Linked DNA regions of Homo sapiens: region 2 is linked to region 1. Evidence: chromatin loops called from intact Hi-C (ENCODE). Cell type or tissue: B cell. All regions are shown on one strand.

Region 1 (5,000 bases):
GACAAAAAATAAGAATAAATAAGGTGAGTATAGTAGATTGCATAGTGGCCCCCAAAAGATACACCACAGAGCTCCACACATACTAACCCTTGGTCCCTCAGAATGTGACTTATTTGGAATAAGGGTCTTTGCCAATGTAATTAAGATAAGGATCTAGAGATGAGTCCATCTCCTGGGTTACAGTGAGCCTTAAAGCCAATGACAAGTATCCTTATAAGAGACAGCAAAGGAGAAGGTGGCCATGTGAAGACAGAGACAGAGATTGGAATTCTGCTGCCATAAGACAAGGAATGCCAGGGGCACCAGAAGCAGGAGCTTTCTGAAGGTGCATGGCCCCTGCCAGCACCTTAATTTCAAGTGTCTGGCCTCCAGAACTGTGAGAGAACAAACTCTGCTGTTTAAACCACCAAATTTAGGCTGTGAGTGGTGGCTCACGCCTGTAATCCCAGCACTTTGAAAGGCCAAGGTGGGCGGATCGCTTGAGCTCAGGAGTTTGAGACCAGCCTGGCCAACATGGTGAAATCTCGTCTCTATTGAAAAAAAAAAAATTAGCCAGGTGTGGTGGTGCACGCCTGTAGTCCCAGCTACTTCGGAGAGAGGATCACCTGAGCCCGGGCAGCCAAGGCTGTAGTGAGCTATGATCTGGCCACTGCACTCCAGCCTGGGCAACAGAGTGAGAGCCGGTCTCAAAATCAAACAAAAAAGCCACTAAGTTTGTGGTAATTTATAACAGCAGCCCTAGGAAACTGAGACAATGGGTGACCATACAGCACCAAAGGACTTCTATTTCATGATTGGTGAACATTTTAAAATAAGAAAAGGCCAGGCATGGTGGCTCACGCCTATAATCCCAGCACTTTGGGAGGCCGAGGCGGGTGGATCACGAGGTCAGGAGTTCAAGACCACTCTCGCCAAGATGGTGAAACCCTGCCTGTACTAAAAATACAAAAATTGGCCAGGTGTGGTGGTGGGCACCTGTAATCCCAGCTACTCGGGAGGCTGAGGCAGAGAACTGGTTGAGCCCGGGAGGCAGAGGTTGCAGTGAGCCAAGATCACGCCACTGCACTCCAGCCTGGGTGACAGTGAGACTCCATCCCAAAAAGAAAAAAAAAAAAAAAGTATTACAGAAAAGAATGTGAGAACATGTTTCAAGTATTAACAAATAAAAGAATGCATGCTAAATAATTATTTGCAACACATCATAGAGCCAGTTCTCACCTGGCAATAAGGTACTCCAAAAGTTCATTCATAAGTAAATTGAGACTCAGAATGCATATTTTTCCTGCAGGAGTCATGTGATATATTATGGATGTTTTCAAATATTAATCCATAATAATCATTTTAAGTTAATCATATGCGGACTATAGTTTTCTTGAAGCGAGGGATTGTTCTACACGTATTTAAGTCTTGCTGTCTAGCAGAGTGCTTTGCATGGGTAGGGCCTCCAATAAATGCTTGATGAGTAGTAGTTCATTAAAAAATTCTTTAAAATTTTTTTTACCACAAAACATCTGCAAGTAGAGTAGTTCATTTTTTAAAGCACCATACACTAATATTTAATAGCAGCTGTTTTAGAGTCAGATTGCAAGGCTTCAGATCCTGGCTCTGCCACTTACAGAATGCAAATCATTAAGCAAATTTACATAATCTCTGTGTGCTTCAATTTATTTGTCTATAAAATTGTGATATTAATACCTATCTCACAATGCTGTTGTGAGGAGTAAATGAATTATTATGTACTAAATACTTAGAACATTACTTGCATGTACGGATTCAATAAATCTTAAATATTGTTATTAGCTCTTAAGTATATCTCCTCAACTAAATTATAAACTCTGAGGAAGAGGCAAGATCCTATCCTTTTTAAAATCCCGGCATCTACACAATTTCTTGCATATTGTGTGCACTCAGTGAGTATTTGTTGAACTACTAAAAGGAATGAATGATTGGCTATATGTTTACAATACCTTCTCCATAAAAAATACATATAGAATTGATAACATTCTAACATTTGTTACAGTAAAAAATGTTTTTAGAAATTAAATAGAATTTTTTTTTTAAGACAGTGTCTTGCTGTGTCGCCCAGGCTGGAGTGCAGTGGCATGATGTCAGCTCACTGCAACCTCTGCCTCCTGGGTCCAAGCAATTCTCCTGCCTCAGCCTCCCAAGTAGCTGGGACTACAGGCACGTGCCACCACACCCTCCTAATTTTTGTATTTTTAGTAGAGATGGGGTTTCACCATTGTTGGCCAGGCTGGTCTCAAACTCCTAACCTCAAGTGATCCACCTACCTTGGCCTCCCAAAATGCTGGGATTACAGGTGTGAGCCACCATGCCCAGCCTAAATAGAATTTTTAAGATGTCAGAGCAAAAAGGAAATTATTACCAGTGTGAAATTCTTCACTATATTTTAGCCCCTAAGAGGCAGAGACCTTGTCCTGTTTCTTTGTAACTGCTGCATTTTGCGTGATGTTTTGCAGAATAGGCATGTGCGACCTTGTACACAGAAAGGGCTTAAGCAAATCCTTATGCAGATTCCTGGAGTTATTTTTCTGTGCTGGTCGCTCCTTTCCAGAATTCTACTCTGCAACTTCCAGCTGCCTTAGCCTTCTGAACTCAGAGCCCCCTCTCCTTACCTCCACGAGGCCTCTGGGGTCTCTGGGTTTCCCCTTCTTGCACTTGCAGTTTATACATTGCCTCCAAGCAGAAGGCCCAGGTGTTTCTCATGCTCATCCCATCTGTTTCCCCTCTAACAGAGATTAGTCTTACAAGGCCTCGTGTTCAGTCTGAAAACAGCTGCTTCCTGTACTTCGTTCAGTTCTCTAATTGCTCACAATAAAAAGCTAAGTCCTTTCTTACTTCATCATGGCTAGAAGCAGTTCCCATGCGAATGTCTTGGTTAAAGGAGAAAAATGTATAAGGTAACTATAAACTAAGACTTTCACATCAATTCAGTTGGTTCTTTTGTTAAGAATTACAGGGTTGGGCACGATGGCTCACACCTGTAATCCCAGAACTTTGGGAGGCTGAGGCGGGAGGATCCCTTGAGGCCAAGATTTTAAGATCAGCCTGGGAAACATAGTGAGACCCCGTTTCTACAGAAAAAAAAAAAAAAAAAGTAAAAATTAGGCACAGTGTCGCATGCCTCTAGTCTCAGCTACTTGGGAAGCTGAGGCAGGATGATCAATCCCTTGAGCCCAAGAGTTCGCGGTTACAGTGAGCTATAATTGTGCCACTGCATTCAGCCTAGGTGACACAGCGAGATCCTATTTAAAAAAAAAAAAAAAGACAAAAAGAAAAGAAAATTACAGTATAATTTTTCTGTGTTGAAGAGCTTCTGCTGGACAAATTTTCAGTCTTGGTCGGCAGTTTAACTCAAGAACAGACTCTTCTATCTTCACTTCCAGCTTACATAAATTAGAATGGAGAAGAGAATTCTAAAGTATAAAGAATGTACACTGTTCTCTGCCCCAATTACACATCTGTCTCACGGCTTGTTAGGCAGCATGATGAATAAGCGTGTCATCTCTCTCCATTTATTTGTGCATCCATTTTTATATCCATAGTCTATAGAGACTTTCATTGCTTCTCACAAATTTGTTTAAACTTTTAATAGTGATATATACAGACTTCCTCATCTAAGCACAGACACGATTTCTATTTAGGTCATTTCTGTGCAGTCACTTCCTCTTCCTAGGTCATAGCCCTGTAGTTCTATCATACATAGACTGTCTATTTTAATAGAAACCTGCAGCAATGGTGGAAGGAGGGGAACGGGAGTCATTTCATCAGAAAGATGCATTGTATCTACTGGAGAATTTTCTTGTCTTAGAAACACTAGAAATTATATTTTCTGGAAATTTCAAATTTTACTAAAATGTGGTCATTGTCAATTATGTAACAGGGGCTTTCCTTTTCAATATAGCGACTATCAGTAATAGTGCTGGAAATATGATAACAGGCCACATTCTAAAAATTCATTTCCTCTTTAATTAGGACCTAACTCTTGGAAACTCCTTCATGTGAGCTGCCACAACATCATCTAAAAGCAAACTGCCAAAAAATCATCTTAAACCGCATCATCTAAAAGTTATTTTGGCAAAATGCATGGTCTCAAATGGAAGATAATGACAGCTAAGATAGAATTTAGAATGAGCCCCAGCACTTTGGGAGGCCAAGGCGGGTGGATCACTTGAGGTCAGGAGTTCGAGACCAGCCTGGCCAACATGGTGAAACCCTGTCTCTACCAAAAATATAAAAAAATAGCCAGGCGTGGTGGTGCATGCCTATAATCCCAGCTACTCGGGAGGCTGAGGCAGAAGAATCACTTGAACCCAGGAGATGGAGGTTGCAGTGAGCCAAGATCACGTCACCGCACTCTAGCCTGGGCAATAGAATGAGACTCTGTCTCAAAAAAAAAAAAAAAATTTAGAATGAGCACGAAGTTAATGAATAATACCTCAGTCACATTCTAGTAAGAAACCATTCCTCCTTGTGGGAATTAGAGCCCTGCCCCCAGAACCCTGGCTCTGAGGTTTGACTTCTGTTATGTACTGACAGTCCCCATTACGCTCATGGTTCCATGGTGCCAGCACAGGAGTGGCTGATGACAGAGGCTGACATGTCATGCACATCATTCTGTCTATCTCATTGTTTAGTGTCTCTTCCTTGGTAAATGCTCTCTGATAGGTGTTACCATGCAATCGAAAGATCACACACCTGATACTACTATGTGTCTATCCATTTGCCTCTTTCCTAGACATCTTATCCCTAGCCTTTCAAACTTTCTCCTTCTGGATCCCTGCATATGTACACAGTGTATACAATGAACTGTAATTAAATAAACTACATAATTTACTTATTGATTAGGTCTCTTTTAAACTATTTCTTGTGAGTTCAAGAAAGCAGAGATCTTTGTAGTTTTTTTGTTTTGTATTTTAATTACTACTGTATCCCTAGCACTTATAATAGTGTGTGGCAGAGAACAAGTACTCAGTAAA
Region 2 (5,000 bases), 950 kb before region 1:
CAAACATTTTGAGAAGTTCCTCAGGATTTGAAAGGTTACAGTTAAAACATGCCTATTTATGGGAGTTTGTAACGCTTATCTCTGACATAGCTGTTTTTGCAATATACACACATTCCTGGGCCAGAAAGAAATTTAGAGGAGGACTGTGTTGATCAGTTTTTTCTTTTATTTGCTTTCACAGGTGTAATAAATGTGTTGCTTAAATTTTAAGTTGTCATTTGTATAGCACTTTACATTTTATAAAGCACTTTCACTGGCATTCTTTCTTTGACTACTATTAGCCAAAAACCCAAAAATTGTTTTAATACTGTAACAGTTAAAAACAATCAACCATGGCCGGGCGTGGTGGCTCAAGCCTATAATCCCAGCACTTTGGGATGCCAAGGTGGGTGGATCACCTGAGGTCAGGAGTTTGAGACCAGCCTGACCAACATGACGCAACCCTGTCTCTACTAAATATAAAAAAATTTGCCAGGCGTAGTAGTGGCAGACGCCTGTAAATCTCAGCTACTCAGGAGGCTGAGGCAGCAGAATTGCTTGAACCCGGGAGGCAGAGTATGCAGTGAGCCGAGATTGTGCCACTGCACTCCAGCCTTGGGGACAAGAGCAAAAATTCATCTCAAAAATAAAAAATAAAAAAAAAACCATGCCATAATTATAGCTCTGACCAAATAAACTGAATATCCCAAAGTTAAAAAAGATTAAAGGTAATAGCTAAGTCAGCAAAAGCAATTTAAAAAGATAACTAATTATATGGACAATATATATAAACAAAAAAATAAAGTTTTAAAACACAACAATCAATTCTAAACATCTGTTTTGGCTGATTTGTAGGGTTTTCTTCTACTTTAAAGCTGTGGGTTTCATATAAATTTAATGATCTTAATGAATCTAACTTAATGAATCTAACCTTGGTGCTGATGAGTCAAGAAAGGGATGAGATAACCACAATATATCAAAGACACAAAAGGGACAATTCTAATCCCATCTAATGAAATTGGGAAGCCAAAGATCAAGAATAACGTCTAATTTTACATCTAATTAAACACATAAGTTTACTGAATATAATAATATACATAGGAAAGAAAAAGAGTTTCACAGCGATAGTTTATATTAAAGACGCTATTTAAGAAAAGTTTTCTGATAAATAAGATTAAAGATTATCTCTTATAAATCTCAGCAATACTAAATACTTGTTCATTTTAAGCTCCAACCAGGAAACAGAATGAAAAATACTGAAATGCAAATTTTAGAGCTTTAGTACCCTTTTTAATATGGAATAGGAGACAGAGAAAAGGTGATGAATTTAATTCAACTATTTTCTTGTCTTTTTAAATCTTTATAAGGGTGTTAACTCACATTTAAGGATATGGAGAGGGTTCTTATTACGATGAATTTAACATATGTTAAGTTCACCTTAGTTGGCATGCATGCTTTGAAGGACATCATTATTTACTCTAACTTCCCCAATTCCACTTTCTAGATTCCTTCTTCTGGCTTTTTTATATATTCAGAAGTAAAGCGTTTTTTAATATTCAAAAGTACCTTTCAAAACTCAGTAATACCACTGGGTGGACTAGATGGAAGAAAATTGAGAGCAATAGTCAAACGTGGTAAATAACAGTTAACTTCACAACTGTCCAAGTCATCTTGGGAACTGAAATTCTGATATGCACAAATTAGGGGAACAACCTCCCAAATGAAACTATCCTTAAGTTTCCAATAAACCAAAACCCTAGCTTCTAATTATCATTTTTTTCTTTCTAAAAATCAACTGGCCTAAGTCTTTAAAAACAAAAAAAAAACACAAGATAGTTGAAGTGACTTAAATGTCAACGAATTTTCAGACTGGTTAAATTATGGTTGAAACACCACAGCACGCTGTTTCAACCTTTAAAGCAAGTTGAACAGTAGTAATACAGTATAATCTCACAGGATGTTTTTAAAATGAGACTGTAACTACACAAACTTCTTTTTAAATTGGTTCTTAAAAATAGTAAATAGTGGTTGCCTCTGAGGAGTACAAGCATAAAAGAAGCTTACTTTCACTTTACTACCTCCTGCTTTTTTTTTTTTAACCAAGAGCATCACTCTCCAATAACCTTGGTTATCAAGACACACCTTAAGAGTAATCTAAAAAAGCACAGAGAGCTTAAATAAACTTCCTCAAAGACATACAGATGGAGAGATACAAATTAGAAAATACACTCCATGGGAGAGACTACGAAATAGACTGGTAAGATCTAAATACACACAGAGCAGAATGGGAAGGAAACTGCAGACAGGAGACAAGCGAAAGATTTGTAAAGTGGGAAGGAAGCAGCAGTGAACAAAGACAAAAAGAACTAAGCAACCAAAGACAACTTTGAAGTGAAGGAGATGCATTTCTTTAGAGCCAAACTAGAAATCATGATGATGGGAAAGGAAAAGAAATAACACGAAAAAATACTCGCGATCACAAACTGTGGGGATACTTGAGTTCCTGTAATTGGTAATGCCACCACTGACACCATTTTAGTCAATCATATGCTATCATTAATCACATTTAAGTACAGCATCCAGTAAACACTAACAGTGTAACTGGAGCAACACTTTTCACAAACGGTCAACAGGACTAAATGCTTTGTATTCTCCCGCGGCTAGGCTATTTGGCTGCAGTATTCCCCAATAATGAGACATGTTTCATCTGCAGTTAAGGAAACCCATGGAGCAGTAAGACATTATTTCCTCTTACCTGCTTCTAGATAGCAGCCTACATCTCAGCAAAATTCCTGAATTTAGCTAACTTTAAGGGATAAATGTAAATCTGTCTAGAATAAAACTGAGAAAGGGGTAGCAGACCCCACTTGTTTGCCAACAGCCTCTTCAAACATGTGCCCTGTCTCTGAGAAATTATATGGTAAAGCATTTATAACTGTGGCTGTCTATGGAATCCACACTTGGCAGAAGAGCCTAAAACTCATCCTATATAGGAAAGAGGTCAAACTCAGAAATAAACAAGTCTTCAACTGAAATGGCATAGGTTAAAAATAAAATTACAAATTCAAGTCTCTGGGCTTTAGATAGTGTAAAACACCAGGCCCCTCCAATTTTGGTAGAGCGAAAAAAAAAAAAAGAGAAACAAAACTAGGTCTCCCAATTCTAGATTAAGAGGAATTCCAGTACATGAAAAAAAAAACTGAAAGTGTCAGAAAGAATATTTATTTGCTTTTAATGGATGATTATGAGTTAGAAAATATAACCATACTTGGGTCTGCAATGAGTCAATTTGGAGTATATTTCTGCTTCTGTCTTTACAACTAAATAGGAAGTCACTCCTAATTTTATTTGCCCTTCTGTAACATTGGGAAATTCTGTTTATTTCCTTGAATTTATAAGAGTTGCACATTACAGAAAAATAAATGCTATCTATCCCAAGATATATACAACAAATTTAACTGAAGGTAAAATTCTGATTACTAAAGATTTTCTTTTAAGCCCAGGTCTGTGGGAAAAGAGGAACTTAGCCTTTTCAGGGAGACTTTAAGGTCATGAAAAGCCCCATATACTCCTCTATGAAGCTGTTCTCCCATTTTCAAACTTGAGAAAAATGTTAAGAAAATGGATACATGATAGTATACACACCTGATTTGACCCAAACCTCAGGAAAGTTCCTTAACCTCACTAATCCTGTTTCCTCATCTATAAAATAATGACAGGCCGGGCACAGTGGCTCACGCCTGTAATCCCAGCACTATGGGAGGCAGAGGCAGGTGGATCACCTGGTCAGGAGTTCGAGACCAGTCTGGCTAACATGGTGAAACACCGTTTCTACTAAAAATACAAAAAATTAGCCCAGCCTGGTGGCGTGCGCCTGTAATCCCAGCTACTCAGGAGGCTGAGGCAGGAGAATTGCCTGAACCCAGAGGCAGAGGTTGCAGTGAGCCAAGATCGCACCACTGAACTCCAGTTTAGGCAACAAGAGCAAAGCTCAGTCTCAAAATAATAATGACAAATCCAAATCTCCTGAATAGTATCTGTAAAGCATCAACACAACATCAACACAAAGATCGGCACAAGGTATGCACTCAGCTCTGACAATTCTTTTTACTCACCAATCTTTCTTCTTTCTCTCTTTTTTTCCTCTTACATTTCAGGTATCATTTTGCTTTCTGTCTTTGGGCAATCCACTCGCAGGAAGTTACTAACCAACCTTATTGGTAATACCTATTATTCATTCCCTGGTCCAATCTCTCCCCTTAGCTCTAGGATAAATATGGCCAACTGACCACCAATCCATTCCAATCTTTAAATACCCTGAGAATTGATTATATAATCTTCCCTCCAAATCTGCTCTTCCTCTATTTACCTATCTTGGTTGTCATCCACAGTCACACAAAAACAACTTGGAAGCCAACTGAGCTCTTCCTTCACCCTCTGCATGGCCCTCCATCAAATTTATTGTGAAGTCCTTAGAAATTCTGTTTCTTCCTTCACTTCCATCCCCACTGCCTGTTTGTTCCTCATCATGGTGCATGAACTCCTGTCAGAACCTTGTAACTGACTTCCCTACATCCTTTAAACATGTGATATCTTCCTAAAGTTCAACTACTAATCTTCCCTTCCAAGGTACCAACACTGGCTTCATGATAGTATCTAAACTCCTTGGCAAGGAATTCAAAGCTTTTCAGGATCTGCTCCTGCCTACCAGCTGCTCCCAACTTGGAATTCTGATATTCTAGGAGTGTCAAACAAACTTTAATAACTAGCCACCCTCTACTCAGGCTGTTATTTCTGCCTGAGACGGCTTACCCTCTATCCCCTTGACCTGGGAAATTCTCTTAAGAATTACTTATTTTACAAAACCCTTCCATACCTTTATTAGAACACCTACCACATAAGATTTCACTTCTTGTTTACTGCATTATCTCCTCTACTCAATAGTAAACCGCTGTAGAGCAGAAACTAAGTCTTGTATTACAACCAGGTGCTGGCTGTACATAGTACACAGAAACGGGTAG

What was found. A loop is a pair of places that touch in the nucleus more often than their neighbours do. Peaks named below come from ENCODE experiments on the same cell type or tissue, not always from the same donor. Only the 100,000 strongest peaks of a DNase experiment are listed, where the experiment ranks them.
Region 2: it touches region 1 in a loop (5-fold over the local background); 4 of 110 quality-filtered maps call a loop at or near these places.

What each region holds. Positions count from the first base shown.
Region 1 is chr12:32,262,447-32,267,446 of GRCh38, forward strand. All of the region lies in intron 2 of BICD1 (BICD cargo adaptor 1), which reads left to right. Among named protein-coding and RNA genes, the nearest start is that of FGD4, 130 kb to the right of the region's middle. RefSeq lists enhancers at 2,604-2,653, 2,694-2,743, 3,658-3,767. In B cell, no CTCF peak of the experiment used is centred here; DNase peaks (open chromatin) are centred at 2,795 and 3,665; H3K4me3 peaks cover 1,223 bases; H3K27ac peaks cover 3,542 bases.
Region 2 is chr12:31,315,550-31,320,549 of GRCh38, forward strand. The region is part of intron 1 of SINHCAF (SIN3-HDAC complex associated factor); the gene reads right to left. Among named protein-coding and RNA genes, the nearest start is that of FLJ13224, 6.3 kb to the right of the region's middle. In B cell, no CTCF peak of the experiment used is centred here; DNase peaks (open chromatin) are centred at 1,632, 2,262, 3,522, 4,898 and 1 weaker place; H3K4me3 peaks cover 1,642 bases; H3K27ac peaks cover 4,224 bases.